Linked DNA regions of Homo sapiens: all the other regions are linked to region 3. A link is a loop called in an ENCODE intact Hi-C map of the cell type or tissue named here. Cell type or tissue: PC-3. All regions are shown on one strand. Links, peaks and the distances in the headings refer to the core of each region. The heading gives the core; the rest is flanking DNA. Region 1 overlaps CLASP1 (cytoplasmic linker associated protein 1). Region 2 overlaps NIFK-AS1 (NIFK antisense RNA 1). Region 3 overlaps CLASP1 (cytoplasmic linker associated protein 1).

Region 1 (5,000 bases), core at 1-5,000, 190 kb before region 3:
AAATGTCTCTCCCTTCTTCTGGCAGCATGGGGTGGATGGAGAATACATTTCAGTAATGGGTGTGTATAATCGGGAAATACGCCATTGTTAGGCACAGGTAAAGGAAAGGAAATTGAGGCAGATTAGCACTCAAGTCTATAAACTGAGAAGCAATTCTCAGCCATCACTAAAACCTCCTATTAGCAGTCGCTGACTATTCTAGATCAGCTTAAACAGCTGTGCATCTCAACTGCTGAGAAAAAGAAGGGAATATTAAAAACGCTTTAGGCACTCAGACCAAATCTACTGAGATTAGGACTCTTAAAGGGGCATCCAGGAAAACTAACAGGAGGTCACAATTGTATTCCTTAATCACCAAAGTTTAGGAACACAATCTTAATACTCCTACCATTCCTAAATATATGAAATAGATCTGGTCATTGGTAAATTCACCTAAATTAAGCGACCTACAGGCCAAGTCTGGCTCACATGTGTTTTATTTGGCCTTCACAGTATCTTAAAAAATTCTCAAATATGTTGCCCAAATCCACATTTCTGACCTTTCTTGAAAAGTCTGGTACTACTGAGCCCATGTCCCAATGTGGCCACAACCGGCCCCAGTCTATCAACAGCCATCCTATCTACTCCACTCAATTATACCAGCTTATCAGCCTAGCCCCTCAGTCAATCTTGGCTAAACCTTTATAATCCACTGGTATAATGGTGTACTGTAATGCTCCCTAACTCCACTAAGTTTAGCCATGCAAAGGAATGACGAAGTTTGAAAGCTTTATTGCAAATTTAGTACATTACTTTGATTCTTATTTATTTATTTATTTAATATTCTTTTTTTATGGCCTCACCGACAGATGCAAGTACATTACTTTGAGTTCATTAAAAACCAGAAGGGTAATCGCTCTGGATAACAGAATTCTAGAGCAATGCAATTACACAGACTGACAGGGTCAAGGGCCAAAAGAAAACAGCTGGCATCATGGTGTAGAGGAACAGACGCATACTTTGAAGTCAGAGTCATGTAAAAGCTGCACGCATAGGGAGATGCCGGCAGGGCAGGATGTGCTACTGTGCTAGTCAAGGGAGCCAGAGAGGGAAGAGAAGGTTCCAGTGCTATCCATACCACCCCCCTGCCCCCACAGGAGGTGAGGACACACACCCACAAGATAGCCTGCAACAATAAAAACAGACAACAGTGCAATCTTCAGAAATCCTGGATTTGCGTTCCCAAACAGCCACTAACACAAAGTCAAGGCAAACTGTCTGTTTCTCACTGATAAAATGAGCATCATCTTTAAGGTCCTTCCATCTTGAAATTCTATGATAACTAGAATTATTCCAGTTTGTAGTAACTTATAAAAGTCATTGCCCTGATAATTTTCTGAGTGACTTGGAAGTTATTCCTTTGTTCTTTAAAAAAGTTCACCAATTTGACATTCCCCCCATCCATCTTCCACCAAATCACAACCAAGACATTATTGCAAAGTGTCTTCTGAGATGTTTCAACTTTCATACTTGCATATTGAGGACCCACAACTGCATAGACAATAGAGAAGCGGTTTCTGAACAGCAGCAGCATGTACTTTTTCTAACTTTTCTGGGCTTCAGCAGCTTTTCTTTTCTCATAACAGCCAGAAGGGTCACAACTACTGCAAATGTGCTATTAATCTCTAGCCAGTGTACTATTAATTTAGAGAATTTTCCTGGACCAATGGAAACTCTACATCATACACCGATAGAAAAATTTCTAGTAAGACTTGTAAGTTGAAGTAATAAAAATACTAAGGTCTTCAGAGAAATGTAAACAAATATTCTAAATGTTCCCTTTAAATGTTTTTTAATGAGAAGAGAATCAATTTCCAAAGTTTTACATTTGTTTATTATATATGTCTTAAATACTCACAAAAGTAATATCAACACAAGGAAGATATGGTATTTCATTTCATGGACTGGTGGGACATGTCAACAAGTATGTCAACAACAGAAAGTGAGAACTGAGTAAAAGAGATATTCAAGGGGGTGACAAAGGCCATGGGTAACAAAAGAGAATGGCAAAAAGTCACTTACAAGTATCCTGTAACATCAAAATGGACCTAACCCTTAAACACTTACCTTGTGACATCTAGAGCCTTTTGAACTTTTGCTTGCACAGATCCAAGTAAATCTGCTCCCATTTTCTTAAGTAATTGTGTGAGAAGAACAAAAAGCCAGTCTTGTAAATCATCCTTATGAATTATTATAAAATCCACAAGAGTCTCCAAAAACATACTGAAAACCTAGACACAAATGAAAACCAAGTAGTTCACATATTGAATTCACGATCTCCTCCAAAGTCTACAAAACATTAAAAATGCCCATACGTGCTTTGCCCAGACTCTTGTAACTTAGGTTAACACTGTTAACAACTGTTCATAGTACAGAAGGAAAATGTAGTGCAGAAAACAGATAAAGGAAAAAGAAATGGAACTTACTCTCTGTTGTGAATTCCACCGCAAACGAGGCCATGCAACAAAACAAATTCCATGTTAGTTGGCAGTGAATTAATACCATTTTCATGCGTTTTTTTAAGAAAACCTGAAAAGGCTACAAACCAATGAAATATTCTCTCCTCCATCAATGTAAGTCTTTAAAAAGCAGTACAGAGAGAAATTAACTTTTCTGTGTTTAATCCTGAAGGCTTTTCTTTCTTAAACAACAACAAATCCTCTTGCCCTAATTCTATAGTATTCTTATTCACTATCTAGCAGTCAACAAATACTATTATAAAATGAGCCAATAAAAACACCTACTCACTATTGTGTAGCTATTGCTTTTCACGTCAGACATTTTGATGTATACCAATTTCAGATATCATAAAGTAATAGATTACGGCTTAGAATAAAATATATAAAAATATTAACATAATCATCATGCTGTTGTGTAATGATTTTTGCTAAGGCAAAATAGAGTGCACAGTGGAATATCTCTGAACCAATTTCAGAGAGAAAAGTAGCACTGAGTATCCCTACCTTGTTAATGAAACTTGTTCTACTTGGACAAACCACAAACCCTATACCGCCTCATTTCTAGCACAGCAACTATTCACCACCAGGGGTCTCCTGTGAGACAGCTCAGGAAAAAGTCATTCAGCTGTGGGATTCCTGGCTTCACTTACAGGCAGCTAACAAATACTAACTAAACTGAGACCTCCAAACTCACTGTACAAGAGACTTCTGATGGAAACAAATTTCCTTCTTTATCCTCACATTCTGCTTCTGAATCAGCAATCTAGGGGTGACAGGTAACAGAAATTTATCAGTGTTCTAAACCATCTAATAGTGTTCACGTTATAAATCTTAAGAATCTAATTATGCTTATGAGTTAAATCTTACTGCTTTTACCACTACCTTAGAGAAAAATCTTGATAAATTTTATCTTTGGATATCTATGTGGCCTTTAAGCTCAGTCTTTCCTGAATTTTTATTGAGACAGAGTCTCACTCTGTTGTTCAGGCAGGAGTGCAGTGGTGCGATCTCAGCTCACTGTAACCTCCACCTCCCAGGTTCAAGTGATTGCCTCCCAAGTAACTGCGATTACAGGTGCCCGCCACCATGCCCAGCTAATTTTTATATTTTTAGTAGAGACAGGGTTTTGCCATGTTGGCCAGGCTGGTCTCGAACTCTTGACCTCAGGTGATCTGCCCACCTCAGCCTCCCAAAGTGCTGGGATTACAGGTGTAAGCCACTGTGCCCAGTGGATTTTTATTAATATTGTTAATGTTGACTTTGCTGTGAGGGTCACAGCAGAAAGTTTAAAGACATGCTTCAAGAATGACACTGAGTGAGGAGAGCTGTTGTGGGGGGAGGGGAGGAGAACCCTTGCATTCATCCCCTTTACTCTCATGAGCACCTCAAAAGGCTGGGACCATATCTTCTTTTCTATATCCCTGCCCCAGAGCAGGTACTCAGTAAATGTTAAATGACTGGGTGAATGAATGGGTGGATGGATGTTTGATATTTCAAGGACAATTCCTACGAGGAAGCAAGGATAGGAAAAGAAAGAAGATGATGATGACTAACTGGCTGGGCTCTCTGGCCATCACAGGTTTCTTTCTTCCAGCAAGACTTGGAGGAGCCCATCTTTACTAGGAAAACTGTAGTTGATCCTGCATGTCAGCATTAAAGATTTGCTTCTGCTCATTTAAGGTTCTATCCATTTCCACACCTTACCTTCTTCCTCTAAAAGCATCTAATAGTCTCTAAGGGCCTTCTCCCTAACAATAGTATTTAAAATCTAGACTCCAAGTAAACTTCTGTAAAGATACCCTGTCTCACGTCTTTTCCACCACCCCTGGAAAGTGTTCTGTCCCATACTCATGGGCATTTCCCCCTCAGCTGGGACTCTCTCATCAAAAAAAGCATTCCTTGGGCTTAGTGTTCCCTATGGCCCTCAGGAGGTGTGGGCACCAGCTAAGTGATCCCCGTTCAGCAAATTCTTGGTAACAGCAAAATCCTATTTTATGAAATAACCTGGTTTATCAATAAATCCATTACATATTCTCATTTTTTCTATCTTGTCCTATACGGACATATTCTACACGGGATACAAAAATAATTATATACTTATTTTCTTCACTACTATAACATTAAAAAATGCATGATATTATAATATAATCTTATACCCTAGCACCTACCTCACTGTTTGGCTAAGAGGAGACATACAAAAATATTTGCTGAATATAAGAAAGACCATCTGATTCTCTCCCTGATAACATTTACTTGAAACACACTTATTTAACTTGAAATTTTATGCACATTTAAGTTTCCAAGAATTCTGTTTTTAAAAGATGTAACATACACTAGTGCTGAAACCGGTGTGACTCTGTAAGGTCGGAACTGCACTATCGGGAATTCTCTCTCATTCTTGGGTAGTATATCACACAGAGCACACAGACATGCAGGGGTAAAGACAGGGCAGGCATGACTTCAGACTTACCTTGCTATGAGGGTCAGCAAACATCCGAGTGA
Region 2 (11,052 bases), core at 2,598-7,597, 94 kb after region 3:
TGCTTGATGTTACCCTGGGCTTGCTTTACAAATAAAATATTCAGTGCATACTGATTTTCAGCAGCCTCAGGGTTAAGTGGGGTATAAAGCCAGAATGCTTTATAGAGTCTCTTATAAAACTGACTTAGGCTCTTGTCAGCTCCTTGAAGGATTTCTGAAATCTTTTTTATATTACTTGCTTTTTTCTACCAACTTTTAGACTCTGCAGAAGTGCTTCTCAGTACCTCTGCAAATGCTGAAGCTGAATTGCATTCTCTGGGTCTTTTTTTCCCTTTTTTCTAGAGTTTAACAGGCTCTTTTCTTTATACAATTTTTTATGCACTTGGAGGGTTAAACAGGCATACCCAGAGTCAGTGTAAATGTTTACAAGTCTTACCTTCACTGAGTTCTAAGGCCCGAATTAAAGCAATGAGCTCAGCTTAACAACAGTGTCCAGGGTTACCACCGCATATTCTGCACCTCTCTCTCCTTGGGGGTTGATGAAGCTGTTCCCGTCCACGTATAGCTCCCAGTCTATTGATGCCCAAGGCTGGTCCTGGAGGTTAGGTCTGCTAGAGTAAATTTGAGTCCAACACCTCTACACAGTTATGCTCGACAGGGCTTTAGCTGCCGGGAGCAAGGTGGTGGGTTCAGGGTGTTTCCAGTTTAGTAGATCAATGGTTGAAAAGGGCTGATAGATGAAAGTCTGTTGTCCCCCCCAACCCCCCGGATGTGGGCCTGGTCATTATAATAGACAGGTCCTCGTGTCTCCCTGAGAGGCATTTGCATAGCCTCTCAGATCTGAGATGGCCCACTTGACTATCTTGATTTCCTTCCTTGGTCTCTCGAAGCTCCGATCCTCCCCTTCAAGGTAAAACCTGGAGCGTGTTAGCTCCTGAATCTCATTTCTGAGGGGGTTGTTGGCCTCAGTAAAGCGGGGTAGGCTGGGATATATGGAGAAAGAATTTCTGTTATCTCTGGCGGCTCCCGCAAAACTGGCTTCTCTTGCTGTTTCTGGGACTCCCTTTTTAACTCTGTCTGCCGGCGAAGCTGCTCTTTTACTTTTGGCTTTTTTGCAATAAGCTGTTCAACAGGGCTAAATTTATGCTGGTTTTGCCTATATTATATTTAACCATGAGTCAATATAAAGGAATTTGATCTAGGTACACTGGCTGCCCTCTGACCCCTGTCACCACCTTAAATACATGGCCAATAGTTCCCTGTCTATAGTTCCTTCGGTGGGCCATCTAACACCAAAAGAGGGCAATTCTAATTCACACAGAGTTCTTAACCTCTAGGGGGTTAACTTAACTCTATAATCTCCCACAGAACCTTTCCTAAGGTTCTGTAACATGCATTTTAATAGAGTAAGTTTTGATGCTTTGATGACTTTCCTTTTATTTTTCTTTTTGAAATTTTTTAACATAGTTCCTAGCGGAGTGGGCTTACTTTGTGTCTGACCTATTTTTCTCTTGAAACAAAAAAAATTCACACTACAAGAAGGAAAGGGTAAAAGGTCACTCACTCGTCTAATTCACACTAAATCAAAATCAAAACTAAAACCAAAGTGTTGTTAAAGGCACACCTGTTCGTCAAGCAATTTATGCCAAGTCAAAATCAGAACCAAAACCAAAGTACCAATAAAGGCATGCCTGTTTATCAAGCAATTCAAGTCAAGTCAAAATCAAGGTTAAAACCAAAGTATCAAGCAATTCAAGTCAAGTCAAAAACAAAAACCAAAGTGCCAGTACAGACACGCTGTGGGTGATCAGGCCACGCTTCCACTCAAACGGAGTGGGCAAGTTCCAAAGACCAGTCTTACCAAGTTTCAGATGTCCGGACTCCAAGTGCCTGTTCCTTCCCGGTGTTCAGCCACTGCGTTGATCCTCCACCGGGGCCTGCCACGCGCTGCTCTGGCAAGGCGTTCCACTGGGGCAAATGCCTACCCGGGAGCACTCTCAGGATCCGCATTGCTCAAGCCGGAGTCCCCCACAGGGATGCTCTACAGAGCATGCATAAGCTGCCTAAGGGGCTACCTCGACCGTCAGTTAATCACCTCATTTCCCGGTCAGGGAACCAAGAAATGTAGCAGGACGAGCCACAGACGAAACTCCTCAGACACCGAATTAAAGAAGGAAGAGGTTTTTATTCGGCCGGGAGCATCAGCAGACTCATGTCTTAAGAGCCGAGCTCTCCGAAAAAGAAATTCTTGGCCTTTTTAAAGGCTTACAACTTTAAGGGGTCCATGTGAAAGGGTCGTGATAAATCGAGCAAGCGTGGGAAATGTGACTGGAGGCTACATGCATCAGCTAACAGAACAAAAAGTTTTACAGCGCTTTTTTCATACAGTGTCTGGAATTTACAGATAACACAGGTAGTTTAGGTCAGGGGTTGATGTTACTATTATTACTTTTTTTAACTCCTAGGGCCAGGTGGTGGTGCCAAGGTTGTCTGGCTATTTATCTTACTTTTGTTTTTTTCCAACTTTTTGCTTTTTATCTCCTCCTGTCTTGTGAACTAGGCAAGGTGGGGGGAGGAGGGCAGCAGGAGTAGTAGTGGTCTCCTTCCTTAAGACTAAGGGCCAGCATGCACACTGGAAGAATGGGGTGGAGCCACCAGGAATTCATGCCTAATGCTGGAGAGGAGCCACGCCTTTTCAACTTGCATGTGATGGCCTTGTATTCAATTTGTGAGGTGGATACCTGCATATAGGACCCTCCTTTTGCTTAATAAATTCCGCCCTCCTCACCTTTCTTTTCTTTTTTTTGAGACTGAGTCCTGCTCTGTTGCCCATGCAGGAGTGCAATGGCATGCTCTTGGCTCACTGCAAAACTCTGCCTCCCAGGTTCAAGTGATTCTCCTGCCTCAGCCTCCTGAGTAGCTGGGACTACAGGCATGTACCACCATGCCTGGCTAATTTTTTGTATTTTTAGTAGAGATGGGGTTTCACTAATTTGCCCAGGCTGGTCTTAAACTCCTGACCTCAAGTATCTGCCCACCTCAGCCTCCCAAAATGCTGAGATTACAAGTGTGAGCCACCGCACCTGGCACCATCCTCACCTTTCAATGTTTCTGCGTGCCTAATTTTTCTGGATTTAGCTGAACCAAGGAACAAAAAATTCTGCATCATTAGTTGTGCTGGCTTCCACTTGTGCCTGCCAGTATCCCACATTTACATTTAATCTTGGGTTCCCAAAGACAGGAACCCCATGAGACCAGGCCACACAGTGCTTCCACAGCACACCTTTCTGTAAAGACATTCCCCTGAGGCTAGTGGGCAACCCAATGCAAATCAGCCCACTCTGTGATCAGCTCATCTTCCATCAGAGTCTTAACCATTGGTAGTGAATGTTCCCACAACCTCCAGGTGTTCAAACCTGCCTTTTAATCTAAGTGCGTAAAGAACAAATAGCCCATTGCAATAATAATCATTCACTACAACCCTGTCAGCCACTTTCCAGGTTTTGCCAGTGACTCGTCAGCCACTGCACACGCAAAAGTCAAGTTCTCTCTCATAGTAAAAAGTAATTCCTGGTACCCCAAAAGCCAAAGATCAGGTACTACTTTTAACAGCTCTTGGCCTGGCACAGTGGCTCATGCCTGTAATCCCAGCACATTGAGAGGCCGAGGCGGGCAGATCACCTAAGGTCAGGAGTTCAAGACCAGCCTGGCCAACATGTTGAAACCGTGTCTCTACAAAAATACAAAAATTAGCCGGGCATCATGATGGGTGCCTGTAATCCCAGCTACTCGGGAGGCTGAGACAGGAGAATTGTTTGAACCCAGGAGGTGGAGGTTGCAGTGAGCCGAGATCGCACCACTGCACTCCAGACTGGGTGACTGAGACTCCATCTCAAAAAAAAACAACAACAAAAAACAGCTCTTAGAATTCTTCATTAGTTACAATTTTGTTTCCTCCGTGGCAATATGAATTGCAATTTGTGAATTAAAAACATTAGAATTTGAAAAAATTTTGGCTGGACATGGTAGCTTATGCCTGTAATCCCTAGCACTTTGGGACGCCGAGCGAGGCAGGCAGATCACCTGAGGTCTGGAGTTCAAGACCAGCCTGACCAACATGGTGAAACCCCTTCTCTACTAAAAAAATACAAAAATTAGCCCAGTGTGGTGGCGCATGCCTGTGGTCCCAGCTACTCAGGAGGCTGAGGCAGGAGAATCGCTTGAACCCGGGAGGCAGAGGTTGCAGTGAGCCAAGATCATGCCACTGTACTCCAGCCTGGGTGACAGAGTGAGACTCAGTCTCAAAAAATAAATAAATAATAATAAATAAAATAAAATAAAATTCAAAATTATCTGGACATCTGAATTTTATCTGACATGCCCTTTCATCATATTGCTATATCCTTTGTCTTTCCTCAATTATATTTTATCAAGAAGGCCTTTTCCAACCATTTTATTTAGTATGGCTCCCCCACCTCCACTTCTCTCATAAATTGTTCTGGCCCTAGCACCAGCATACAGCATAGTTTCCTGTTTATTTGCTTAGTGTCTGTCTCCTTCAGTATAGAATGTAATCTTGTGGCGGTCATGGTGGCTAACACCTGTAATCCCAGTACTTTGGGAGGCTGAGGCACGTGGATCATTTGAGGTCAGGAATTCAATACCAGCCTGACCAATGTGGTGAAACCCTATCTCCACTAAAAATACAAAAAAATTAGTCTGGCATGGTGGCACAAGCCTGTAGTCACAGCTACTCAGGAGACTGATGCAGGAGAATTGCTAGAACCCGGGAGACAGAGGTTGCAGTGAGCTGAGATCGCACCACTGCACTCCAGCCTGGGCGACAGAGTGAGACTCCATCTCAAAAAAAATAAAGTAATCTTGTGAGGGCAGGATTTTGATGCTATGTTCACCACTGACTCCAAAATGGCACATAGCGGGCTCTCAGTAGATATCTATTGAACAAATGGAAGCATAAATAAACAAGCAATGCTACACTTGCTTTCTCCAGCACCATGGGAGCAGATCCAGGGAGCAGACAGGGAAAGAAGGCTACAGCCCCTGCCCCCTGGTGGAGCTGGAAGAATCAATAATTTTCATTTATTTATTCATCTAATGTGCTTTGCACGCTCCCTATCTGCCAGGATCAGCTTGTTGCCAGGGATACCGGGTAAACAATCCCATAAGGTTCCTGTGGTCTGGAGGAAGAAACAGACATTAACGCACAATAGGGAGATGGTTACTTAATTATAGTGGTGAACTGTCAATGAAGGAAAAGCAAAAAAAAAAAAAAGGTCTAACCTGGTATAGGGGTCAGGGGAGACTTCCTCAAGGAAGGGATATGGAGTTGAGGCCTGAGGCTGAGCATGAATTAACTGGAGGCAGAGCTCTGTGGGTGGAGATGTCATTCCAAGCAGGAAGCCCGGTTAATGCAGGTACCTTGATAGAAGGAAGGCCAGGGTGAGGAAAAAGGCCGGGTTACAGGCAGTTACTAGGAACCTTGTGGCCTGACTTGTTGCTGAGGAGGAAGCAATAGCCAGCTCAGAGGGCCTTGTAGTTCAGGTGATGCCCCATTTCTGTGTTAGTCTATTTTTGCGTTGCTATAAAGAAATACCTGAGGCTGGGTAATTTATACAGAAAAGAGGTTTAATTTGGCTCACAGTTTAGTAGGCGCCAGGAAGCATGGCGCTGGCATCTGCTCCTGGTGAAGGCTCAGGGAGCTTTCAATCATGGCGGAAGGTGAAGGAGGAGCAGGTGTGTCACATGGTAAGAGTGGGACAGAGAGACAGAGACAGGGAGAGAGAGAGTGCAAGAGAGAGCAAAGGAGGGAGGAGGAGCCAGCCTTCCTTAAACAGCCAGCTCTCATGTGAACTAACAGAGTAAGTACTCACTCATCACCACGGGGAGGACACCAAGCCATTCATGAGGGATCCGCCCCCAAGACCCAGACACCTCCCACCAGGCCCCACCTCCAACACTGGGAATCGCATTTCTTTTTCTTTGTTTTTTAATTTTGTACTTTAAGTTCTGGGATACATGTGCAGAACATGCAGGTTTGTTACATAGGTATACATGTGCCATGGTGGTCTGCTGCACCTATCAACCTGTCATCTAGGTTTTAAGCCCCACATGCATTAGGTATTTGCCCTAAAGCTCTCCCTCCCCTTACTCCTCCCCCATAGACCCTGGTGCGTGACATTCCTGTCCCTGTGTCCATGTGTTCTCATTGTTCAACTCCCACTTATGAGTGAGAACATGTGGTGTTTGGTTTTCTGTTCCTGTGTTAGTTTGCTGAGGATAATGGCTTCCAGTTTCATCCATATCCCTGCAAAGGACATGAACTCATTCTTTTTTATGGCTGCATAGTATTCCATGTTGTATATTTGCCACATTTTCTTTATTCAGTCTATTATTGATGGACATTTGAGTTGGTTCCAAGTCTTTGCTATTGTAAATACTGCTGCAATAAACATACATGTGCATTTGTCTTTTTTTTTGAGTCAGAGTCTCGCTCTGTCGCCCAGGCTGGAGTGCAGTGGCAAGATCTCAGCTCACTGCAAACTCCGCCTCCCAGGTTCAAGCAATTCTCCTGCCTCAGCCTCCCGAGTAGCTGGGATTACAAGCGCACGCCACCATACTCGGCTAATTTTTTGTATTTTTAGTAGAGAAGGGGTTTTGCCATGTTGTCCAGGCTGGTCTCAAACTCCCAGCCTCATGATCTGCCTGCCTCAGCCTCCCAAAGTGCTGGGATTACAGGTGTGAGCCACAATGCCTAGCCATGTGTCTTTATAGTAGAATGATTTATATTCCTTTGAGTATATGCCCCATGGGAGGGAATCACATTTCAACATGAGATTTGGAGGGGACACACATCTGAACCACATCACACAGCATATTCCCAACTCCAGCTCCCTCCTCTCCACAAGAATGTAGGATACCCATCACTCCCAGGATCAGCTTCCTTGAGCCCAATCCTCTGTAACTCACTGAGATGCTATGAAGTGCCTGGTAGGTGCCACACTGTGCCACAGTCATGCTCCAAGACAGTGTGGAGTGAGGGCCAGAGGGCCAGGAGGCAGGATTGGTTTGGAGACATTGCCTTTCTTCAAACCTCAGTTTCCTCTTAAATCAAATAAATGATTGCAGAAGATAAGCTCATATTAATTCCATTTCTAGGAAAAATCTGTGTTCCAAACAGTAGCACTGACTAATGGAAAGTACAACTGGCTGTTTCCCTTGAACAGTGGGTTTATTGTTGTTTTTCCAATTATAAAAGTAATAAGATTATTTGTAAACTATAGAACAGTAGAAAAAGTTTCTTGAATGAGATTTGGTTTTCAATCAGGGCAAATAAAGACTTTTCTGGGATTAAGAGGGCTGTTTCTTCTCCATTACTTTATACGGACCCGTACTGGGGACTTGTCAGCTGTTCAAGTACAACGCACCCAGTTTTGGTTCTGTACCAGGATTAGGCCTACAATATTTCAGAATTCATATACAAACCCCAATAAAGTGTTAAAGGAGATGACTGCCCTATAACCTATGTTTTGCTGAATGTTTACTATGAGGTTTTTTTTTTACCATCCTCATGAGTATGGTATTGTAACTGAAACTCTCCAGGAAAATTCCTCTGCTTAAAACTAAAAATCAAGTGTATCTCAGGAAACTCTACTGTCCCATCTGAAATGCCTCTGTTGTGTGTTGTCTGCAAAGGTGGAGTCTCCCTGTTTTGTTCAGGCTGGTCTCGAACTCCTGGGTTCAAGGAAATCTCTCTCCTCACCCTCCTGTGTAGCGGGGACTGTAGGCACCTGGCTGTGGTGGATACTATTAAGCCAAATTCCAGTCAGCATCCTCTTTTCAATGAAGTTGAAAGGAGAGATGATGAAACTGGCAGTGTTACTGAATGGGAAATAAAGGTGGGAATACACATTGTGAGTGAAGACACGGAAGTAACTTCTGCAATACAACCTTGTAAGAGTCTTAATGCTACACTCCTTTGTTTATCAAATGATGTACCTTTATCGTAAGGGAAGAACCTGGGCCATTCCCTCTGGTGTTGAGAGGCAATTTGGAAACTCTGCCATTTCTTAGGACTGAGTATTTAATATACTATTTTGTGGAAATCTGAGAGGCAGAAATGGGATTTAATGATCTCAACTGTCATCCATCTAAAAAACCTAATTTGCAATTTTAAATAAAATGGCATGTTGCCTTCTACTATTCTCTTTTTGTTTTTTGAGACGGAGTCTTGCTCTGTCACCCAGGCTGGAGTGCAGTGGCACAATCTCAGCTCACTGCAACCACTGCCTCCTGGGTTCAAGCGATTCTCCTGCCTCAACCTCCCGGGTAGCTGGGATTACAGGCACACGCCACTATTCTAGGCTAATTTTTTTATTTTTTGAGACGGAGTCTCGCTCTTTGCCCAGGCTGGAGTGCAGTGGTACAATCTCAGCTCACTGCAACCTCTGCCTCCTGGGTTTAAGCGATTCTCCTGCCTCAGCCTCCTGAGTAGTGGGATTACAGGTGCGCACCACCACGCCTGGCTAATTTTTGTATTTTTAGCAGAGACGGGGTTTCACCATGTTGGCCAGGCTGGTCTCAAACTCCTGACCTCAGGTGATCTGCCTGCCTCAGCCTCAGCCTCCCAAAGTGCTGGCGTGAGCCACGGCTCCCAGCCTACTATTCCCCTTTTAAAACAGGAACCAACCCTGCATTTAATTTTATGAAGTCTGATTTATTTATTTATTTATTTATTTATTTATTTATTTAGAGATGGAATCTCATTCTGTCACCCAGGCTGGAGTGCGGTGGCGCAATCTCGGCTCACTGCAACCTTTGCCTCCTGGGTTCAAGCGATTCTCCTGCCTCAGCCTCCCGAGTAGCTGGGACTAAAGGTACCTGCCACCACGACTGGTGAATTTTTGTATTTTTAGTAGAGATGGGGTTTCACGATGCTGGTCAGGCTGTTCCACTATGTTGGCCAGGCTGGTTTCAAACTCCTGACCTCAGGTGATCCGCCTGCCTCGGCCTCCCAAAGTGCTGGGATTACAGACGTGAGTCACTCTGCCCAGCCGAAGTCTTATTTATGAACAAAATTTGTGTTATTAAAAAGAAAGTAGTCAGGTACGGTGGCTCATGCCTGTAATCCCAGCACTTTGCAGGGCTGAGGCGGGTGGATTGCCTGAGGTCAGGAGTTCGAGACCAGCCTGGCCAACATAGTGAAACCCCATCTCTACTAAAAATACAAAAAATTAGCTGGGTGTGATGGCGGGCACCTGTAATCCCAGCTACTAGGGAGGCTGAGGCAGGAGAATCGCTTGAACCTGGGAGGCGGAGGTTGTGGTAAGCCACGATTGCACTCCAGCCTGGGCAACAAGAGTGAAACTCCGTCTCAACCAAACAAACAAAGTAGAAAAAAATAAAATTTTCTCTGTCTCATTATCCAAAGATAACTAGTATTAAAATGTCTCACTGTATACATTACTCTTGTTTTTTTTTTTTTGTTTTTTTTTTTTGTTTTTGAGATGGAGTTTCACTCTTGTTGCCCAGGCTGGAGTGTGGAGTGCAATGGCATGATCTCAGGCCACTGCAACCTCCACCTCCCAGGTTCAAGTGATTCTCCTGCCTCAGCCTCCCGAGTAGCTGGGATTACAGGTATGCGCCACCACGCCTGGCTAATTTTTTGTATTTTTAATAGAGACAGGGTTTCTCCATGTTGGTCAGGCTGGTCTCGAACTTCCAACCTCAGGTGATCCTCCAGCCTTGGCCTCCCAAAGTGCTGGGATTACAGGCATGAGCCACCACGCCCAGCCATACATTACTCTAGTTTTAACACAGCCATCATCGAACTCTATATTAAATACTGAGTTTAGTTGTTTTCATTTATTTCAACAATAATCATTTGGCTTTATTATAATGAGTTTTTCATGATTACAGTACTATTTCACAGTACTATTCTCCTATAGTTGAGTGTTTTAGTATCATTTTTTACATTATTAATAATATTGCAATTGGTATTTTGGTACAGAAAGCTTTTATTGTACTTAGAATTATTTCCTTAGGCTAGAGTCCCAGAACAAAGATCAAAAAGTACAAACATTTTTAAGGTTCTTGACACTTTAAAAATGACTTTCCAGCAGGGCACGGTGACTCATGACTATAATCCCAGCACTTTGGGAGTCCAGCAGTTTGAGAGCTGCCTGGGCAACATAGCAAGAACCTGCCTCTGTTATTTAAAAAAAAAAAAAAAAGATTTAAAAAATTACTTCCCAAAAGCATTTGCTAGTATACATGCCCACTGGCAATATAAGTCTCTGTCTCTTGTAATTATTTTTTGAAAATATCTGCAATTTATTGGGGTGGAAGATTTTCTGAGGTGGTGTCATATTTTGGGATGGTGTGTCCCGAGCCCCAACAGAACATATTCTGAATCCAAAACCTCAAAATTGGCTAAGACCCAAAATGTTGGTCATTTGCATTTGGCAGATTAAATGAAACAAATCACCTTTCCCCCACTGACAATTCCCCATCAGGGATCACCAAGGGCCAGAAAAAGGCCAGGGACTCTGGTAGAAGTCGGGTACAGTGAGGTCATCGCAAATGGCTTTTTTCCGGGCTCTGTCACAACCTGGGAGAATATTCCTAGGGATGACAGAGCTGGGGAGGGCACACCCAGATTCTGTTTCTTACCCTCCTTCCGGCACTGCAGGTAAGAACTGTGGTTTTGATCTGTAAATGACTTGATGATGAACATCTCCAGTGGAAGTGGGCAGTCTAGGCCGAGGCTCACTAGGGGAGAGAGGCAGGCCTGAGGGAAGGTGAGAGGCACCAATGTCAGCATGACAAAGGATACTCCTCTGTCGCAGCAAGGCTTGGCAAGTGCCTCCCACAGCAAAAGGCTTCTACAAAGCTGGCAGCATCCAAAAGTCAGCATCAAACTTAAGCAAACAGAAAGAGGTTATTTAATTCCCTTTAACTAATGTGTATCTATATGGGTATATATATATATATGTGTGTGTGTGTGTGTGTGTATATATATATATATAAATGTTAAGAGGGGTTATTTCTGAATTTCTGAGATGATGAGTCATCTTTATATTCTTCTTTATACTG
Region 3 (5,000 bases), core at 1-5,000:
GGGAGGCGGAAGTTGCAGGGAGCTGAGATCGTGCCACTGCACTCCAGCCTGGGCAACAAGAGAAAAGAGAAAAACTCCGTCTCAAAAAAAAAAAAAAAAAAAGGAAACTACACAGATATGAGACCTAAATGTAGTGTGTGTTCCAGAACTGGATCATGAAACAGGATTAAAAAAATTTTTTTTTCGGCCAGGCGCAGTGGCTCACGCCTGTAATCCCACCACTTTGGGAGGCCGAGGTGGGTGGATCACCTGAGGTTGGGAGTTCAAGACCAGCATGACCAACATGGAGAAACCCCATCTTTACTAAAAATACAAAATTAGCCAGGGTGGTGGTGCATGCCTGTGATCCCAGCTACTTGGGAGGCTGAGCCAGGAGAATCACTGAACCCGGGAGGCGGAGGTTGCGGTGAGCCGAGATCGCGCCACTGCACTCCAGCCTCAGTAACAAGAGCAAAACTCCGTCTCAAAAAAAAGGCCTGGCGCGGTGGCTCACGCCTGTAATCCCAACACTTTGGGAGGCCGAGGCGGGTGGAGATCGTGAGGTCAGGAGATCGAGACCATTCTGGCTAACACGGTGAAACCCCGTCTCTACTAAAAATACAAAAAATTAGCCGGGCGTGGTGGCGGGCGCCTGTAGTCCCAGCTACTCAGGAGGCTGAGGCAGGAGAATGGCGTGAACCCGGGAGGCGGAGCTTTCAGTGAGCCGAGATCGCACCACTGCACTCCAGCCTGGGCGACAGAGGGAGACTCCGTCTCAAAAAAAAAAAAATTTTCTTGTTGCTATAAAGGACATTAGCATGACAACAGGTGAAATTTGAGTATGTCTCGTAAATCAGGTATTAATAGTCTATCAATTTTTTTTTTTAAGAGACGGAGTCTTGCTCTGTTGCCCAGGCTGGAGTGCAGTGGCATGATCTCAGGTCACTGCAACCTCCGCCTCCCGGGTTCACACCATTCTCCTGCCTCAGCCTCCCGAGTAGCTGGGACTACAGGCACCCGATACCACGCCCGGCTAATTTCTGTATTTTTAGTAGAGACGGGGTTTCACCTTGTTAGCCAGAATGGTCTCCATCTCCTGACCTCGTGATCTGCCCGCCTTGGCCTCCCAAAGTGCTGGGATTACAGGTGTGAGCCACTGCGCCCGGCCAGTAGTCCATCAATCTTAATCCTGATTTAGATAGCTGTCCTAACATTATATAAATGAATGACCTTGTTTCTAAGAACCACTGTATACACAGGTATTGCAGTGAAGCACTGTGTCTACTACTCTCAAATGATTACAATAAGCATAATAATAGAGAAAACAAGACATATGTGATAAAGAGTTAACACTGGGGTCCAGGTGAAACATACATGAAAATTTTTTTAACTGTTTTCTGAGGTTTTCACATGTCTGAATATTTTCCAAAATAAAAAGTTTAAAAAGTATATATGGTCATGATTCTAACAGGACCAAAGAACTATTTTAAATATATTCATCTTAAATATTTTTCATTAAAGTCTAACTCAAAATTCCCTCCCTTTAAGAAATCAACTGTGGGGTACGTCCTTACACCCTTTTCTTTTATGCTCCAATAAATGCTACTATTACCTCTGCTACAAAATTATAAAGAAAATACTGCATATTGCTTCAGCAGTGGGTGCTACAGTCAGACTATTCCGACTAACATCCTGCCTCTGACACTTTCTAGTCATGTAACCTCGGGCAAGTTTCTTCAGTGTCCCCACTTAAAGAATAGGAATAATCACAGGGCTTATCATACAGCATCTATGTTATAATTACACCAGGCAATGCATGCAAAACACTTAACAGTGTCTAGCACATAATGGCGCTTAATAAGTGTTAGCTACTAGTAAACATTAGCTGTTAATCATTAGCCTCATTGTTAGGTCCACGTTCTCACTCCAGCTGTTTTACTTTCTGCCTTGACATTCAATTTATTACTTCTTCTGTTGCATGTATCCTTATTTAAATTTTAGTTTTCTGAAACAAGGGAAAGTATAAGTGTTAAAAATTTTACAATCAAGTGAAATCTTCCTAAAACAGGGGGCCTCAGTCAATGGATTGTTTTATACCAGTCAGTTTTTAACTCACCCTTCACAGACTTCCCAGCCAGCTGCTGCTCTACTCAGGGACTTTATTATCAACACTGAACAACTGATGGATTCATATCTTATTACAAGAGACCCAAGGCCTCTGTTCCAGAGCACAGGCTAACTGACTAGGCCACAAGAAAACATGTAACCTCAGTCCCACATAAAAGTTAACTTTCCTCAGATTTTATGAGTATTTGGTCCCATAATATACATTTTCGTCAACTTCCTTTTACTGACCACATGCTACATATTAAAAGCACTACATGGGCTTATATACATGGGCTTACTGAATCCTCTATGTAGTAAATATCATCAGACCCCTTTTACAGATGAGGAAATACATTCTAGAGAGAAAGCTACCTGCTCAAATATATGAGTGGCAGAGCCAGAAGAGGAATCCAGACAATTCACACTCAAATCTAAAATACTTTCAGTACACTTTGTTGCCCTTGCATATAGGTAAACACATTTAGGAAGAAATGCCACTAATTACATACATCAAGGACACCATTTTTACCAACAATCCATATAAATTTTCTTGACATAACCTTTCCTAAGGTTTTTTGCTTTTGCTTAGTGCTGCTAACTGTAGCTTTTCTACTTATGACAGAGGCACCTGTCTTTTTAGATTAAACCATGGAAATTCACCTCCTACAGCCAATAGGACAAACACTGCAAGGAAAACCTGGAAAAAAATGGACAGTCTCTGAAAAGATGTGTCACTTGGTGGCAGTAGCGAGGAGACTGCCAGAAAAGGAAACAGAAGTCACTTAATCTGAATCCAATAATCTTTTCTGGCTCTCCTCTCAAGGACACAAGCGGGAAAATAAAAACCTCGATGAAAGCCAAGGTTTTGGAGATAGGCAAAGGAAATGAGAGGAACCTCCCTTATCTGTCAACACAGTCTCCTCCTGCCCATAAACACACTTGATCTAGCGGTAACATGTGCTCTGTAAAGCAGCTTAGGAGAGACTACATCTTTTACAGTCTACCAAGGAAGTGCTAACCAGAAAGGGAGAAACAGGAAAGGAAGAGAGACTTTCTCAGAACCCTCTGCAGCTTACACCTTTTGGTTCTTCATAACCCTCTTTAATCCCACTTCTCTGTCAAGGCCTCTCCAACTAAGCATACCCTAATGTTTCTTCTTTCTCCGCATGACAGAATTTATACAAATTCCTATGATGCAATTTAGCACTGACTTATTTCCTATCCTACACTGTGCACCGCCCTCTCATGTGCCCTCCCCGTTCCTCCAATCAGACCACAGGGCAGAAGAAAAGGAAGCTCTGGGTTAATAGGGAACCCACAAATTTCAAATATAAGGCAGCACGGAATGGGCCTTGAGACAAATGTACACGGAGATGAAGCCCACACAGACTGGACAGACCTAGACAGCTTAGACACTGGGCCGGGACCGTACCCAGTTTTTCCCTACTGTGTAAGTACAGCAACTGGCACATCATACGTGTTTAATTAACTCTGGTTGTTGCATAAGGACTTGAGTTCAAGTCTCAGAAATCTTAATTACTAGTTTTATCACCTTGAACAAGTTAGCTAATTTTTTGAGCATCAGTCTTCTCATTTGTAAAATGGGAAAAATAATGTCTACCTCATATGGTAATTACAATTTAAAAAATGAACACATATTTAGCACAATTTCTGGCTCACAGTAAATGCACCACAGCCATAGACTATCATTATTATTGTACAGTATTAAATACAGGTCCACAATTGCTTATCCAAAACTCTAGAGGCCAGGTATATTCTGGAATAAAGAATTTTTCAGATTTTTAGGAAGATAAAATAGTGCACGGAGAGAGAGATAGTGTGTATGTGTGTGTGTATGTGTAATATAGCCCCTTGAATAGAATCCGGGGCAGCAACTCACAATCAAGCACATTAATATTTTTGTAGTGAAACATAGCCTAGCCAGGTACATACAGACTATAAATAGTCTCATGTTAGTTCACTTCAGGTCAAATGGCAAATTAGTAATTAAAAACACTAGGCTTTCAGAGTGCTTTGAATTTTGAAACTGCGGAGAAAGGCCTGTGGGACTGTATTCACAAAAAGCACCAAGCCCCTGCTAAGAAACGTTGTTTCCAATGATCCCAGTAAAGGTACAGGTACTTGCACTGGTGTGGTGTGGATGTGAGGCTGCATGTTACTGCACTGCTGCGCAGAATCAAAGCTGTCAAGATGACCTGAGAAAGCTGCGTAGCATAAGTCCCCCCCCAATTCCCTCCAGTTGCATAGCCCAGGCGGTCTCTCCAAGACAGGTCATTCTTAACATTTCATCCCTTCTCACCTGATGAGGGAAGAAGGAAGAACAGAAGCAGCTGGAAGTGAGTGCAAGAACCTATCCCCACCACTTTTCCCTTTCTGCAAGTTTTAAGGCAGACAGGAAGAGGAGACCAGATCAATGAGGACAGCCATATTCAAAATTTGGGGTTATTTTTATTATTTAATGTCTCCTTCCAGGATTCCCATGGTCACTATGACAACAGGGAACCTTCACAAATCCTTCCATGTTGAACAGCACCGCCATGGTGTAGCATAGTGCTGTTCTGAATGTATGCTTATTTAAATAACCAATTACTCAACCCACAGATGGCTTCTACTACCAAAGAAAGTTCAAGGCCAGCTCACTGTAGATGATTAGCAGTAAGCTAACAGAATTCAAACTGATCCCAATATGAGTCTGAGTGAGAGAGGCAAGTTTTTCTGAAATATCACATAAGGTAGTCAAGTTTTACTGGAACACAGCCAAGCCTGTTCATTTACCTATTACCTGTCACTGCTTTTGCAATACAACGATTCATATTAGTTGAATATTTCAAAGAGCATATGGTCTCACAAAGCCCAAAATAGGTACTATCTGGGTTTTAAGGAAAAGTTTACTA

Evidence for each region. Hi-C counts contacts between places; a loop is a spot of excess contacts. Peaks named below come from ENCODE experiments on the same cell type or tissue, not always from the same donor. Only the 100,000 strongest peaks of a DNase experiment are listed, where the experiment ranks them.
Region 1: a loop joins it to region 3, with 2.4 times the contacts of the local background. A loop is called at or near these places in 2 of 110 quality-filtered maps.
Region 2: a loop joins it to region 3, with 7 times the contacts of the local background. A loop is called at or near these places in 6 of 110 quality-filtered maps.

What each region holds. Positions count from the first base shown.
Region 1 is chr2:121,399,403-121,404,402 of GRCh38, forward strand. It overlaps CLASP1 (cytoplasmic linker associated protein 1), which reads right to left. Exons shown (of 41, transcript NM_001395891.1): 27 at 4,969-5,000; 28 at 2,466-2,468; 29 at 2,107-2,270. Among named protein-coding and RNA genes, the nearest start is that of TFCP2L1, 120 kb to the left of the region's middle. In PC-3, for the core only: CTCF peaks have their summits at 3,077 (motif pointing right) and 3,276; a DNase peak (open chromatin) is centred at 3,099.
Region 2 is chr2:121,684,496-121,695,547 of GRCh38, forward strand. The region is part of intron 2 of NIFK-AS1 (NIFK antisense RNA 1); the gene reads left to right. Among named protein-coding and RNA genes, the nearest start is that of NIFK-AS1, 40 kb to the left of the region's middle. In PC-3, for the core only: a CTCF peak has its summit at 5,008 (motif pointing left); no DNase peak of the experiment used is centred there.
Region 3 is chr2:121,593,544-121,598,543 of GRCh38, forward strand. All of the region lies in intron 2 of CLASP1 (cytoplasmic linker associated protein 1), which reads right to left. Among named protein-coding and RNA genes, the nearest start is that of CLASP1, 53 kb to the right of the region's middle. RefSeq lists an enhancer at 3,443-3,512. In PC-3, for the core only: CTCF peaks have their summits at 2,805 (motif pointing right) and 3,010; a DNase peak (open chromatin) is centred at 2,838; H3K4me3 peaks cover 691 bases; H3K27ac peaks cover 712 bases.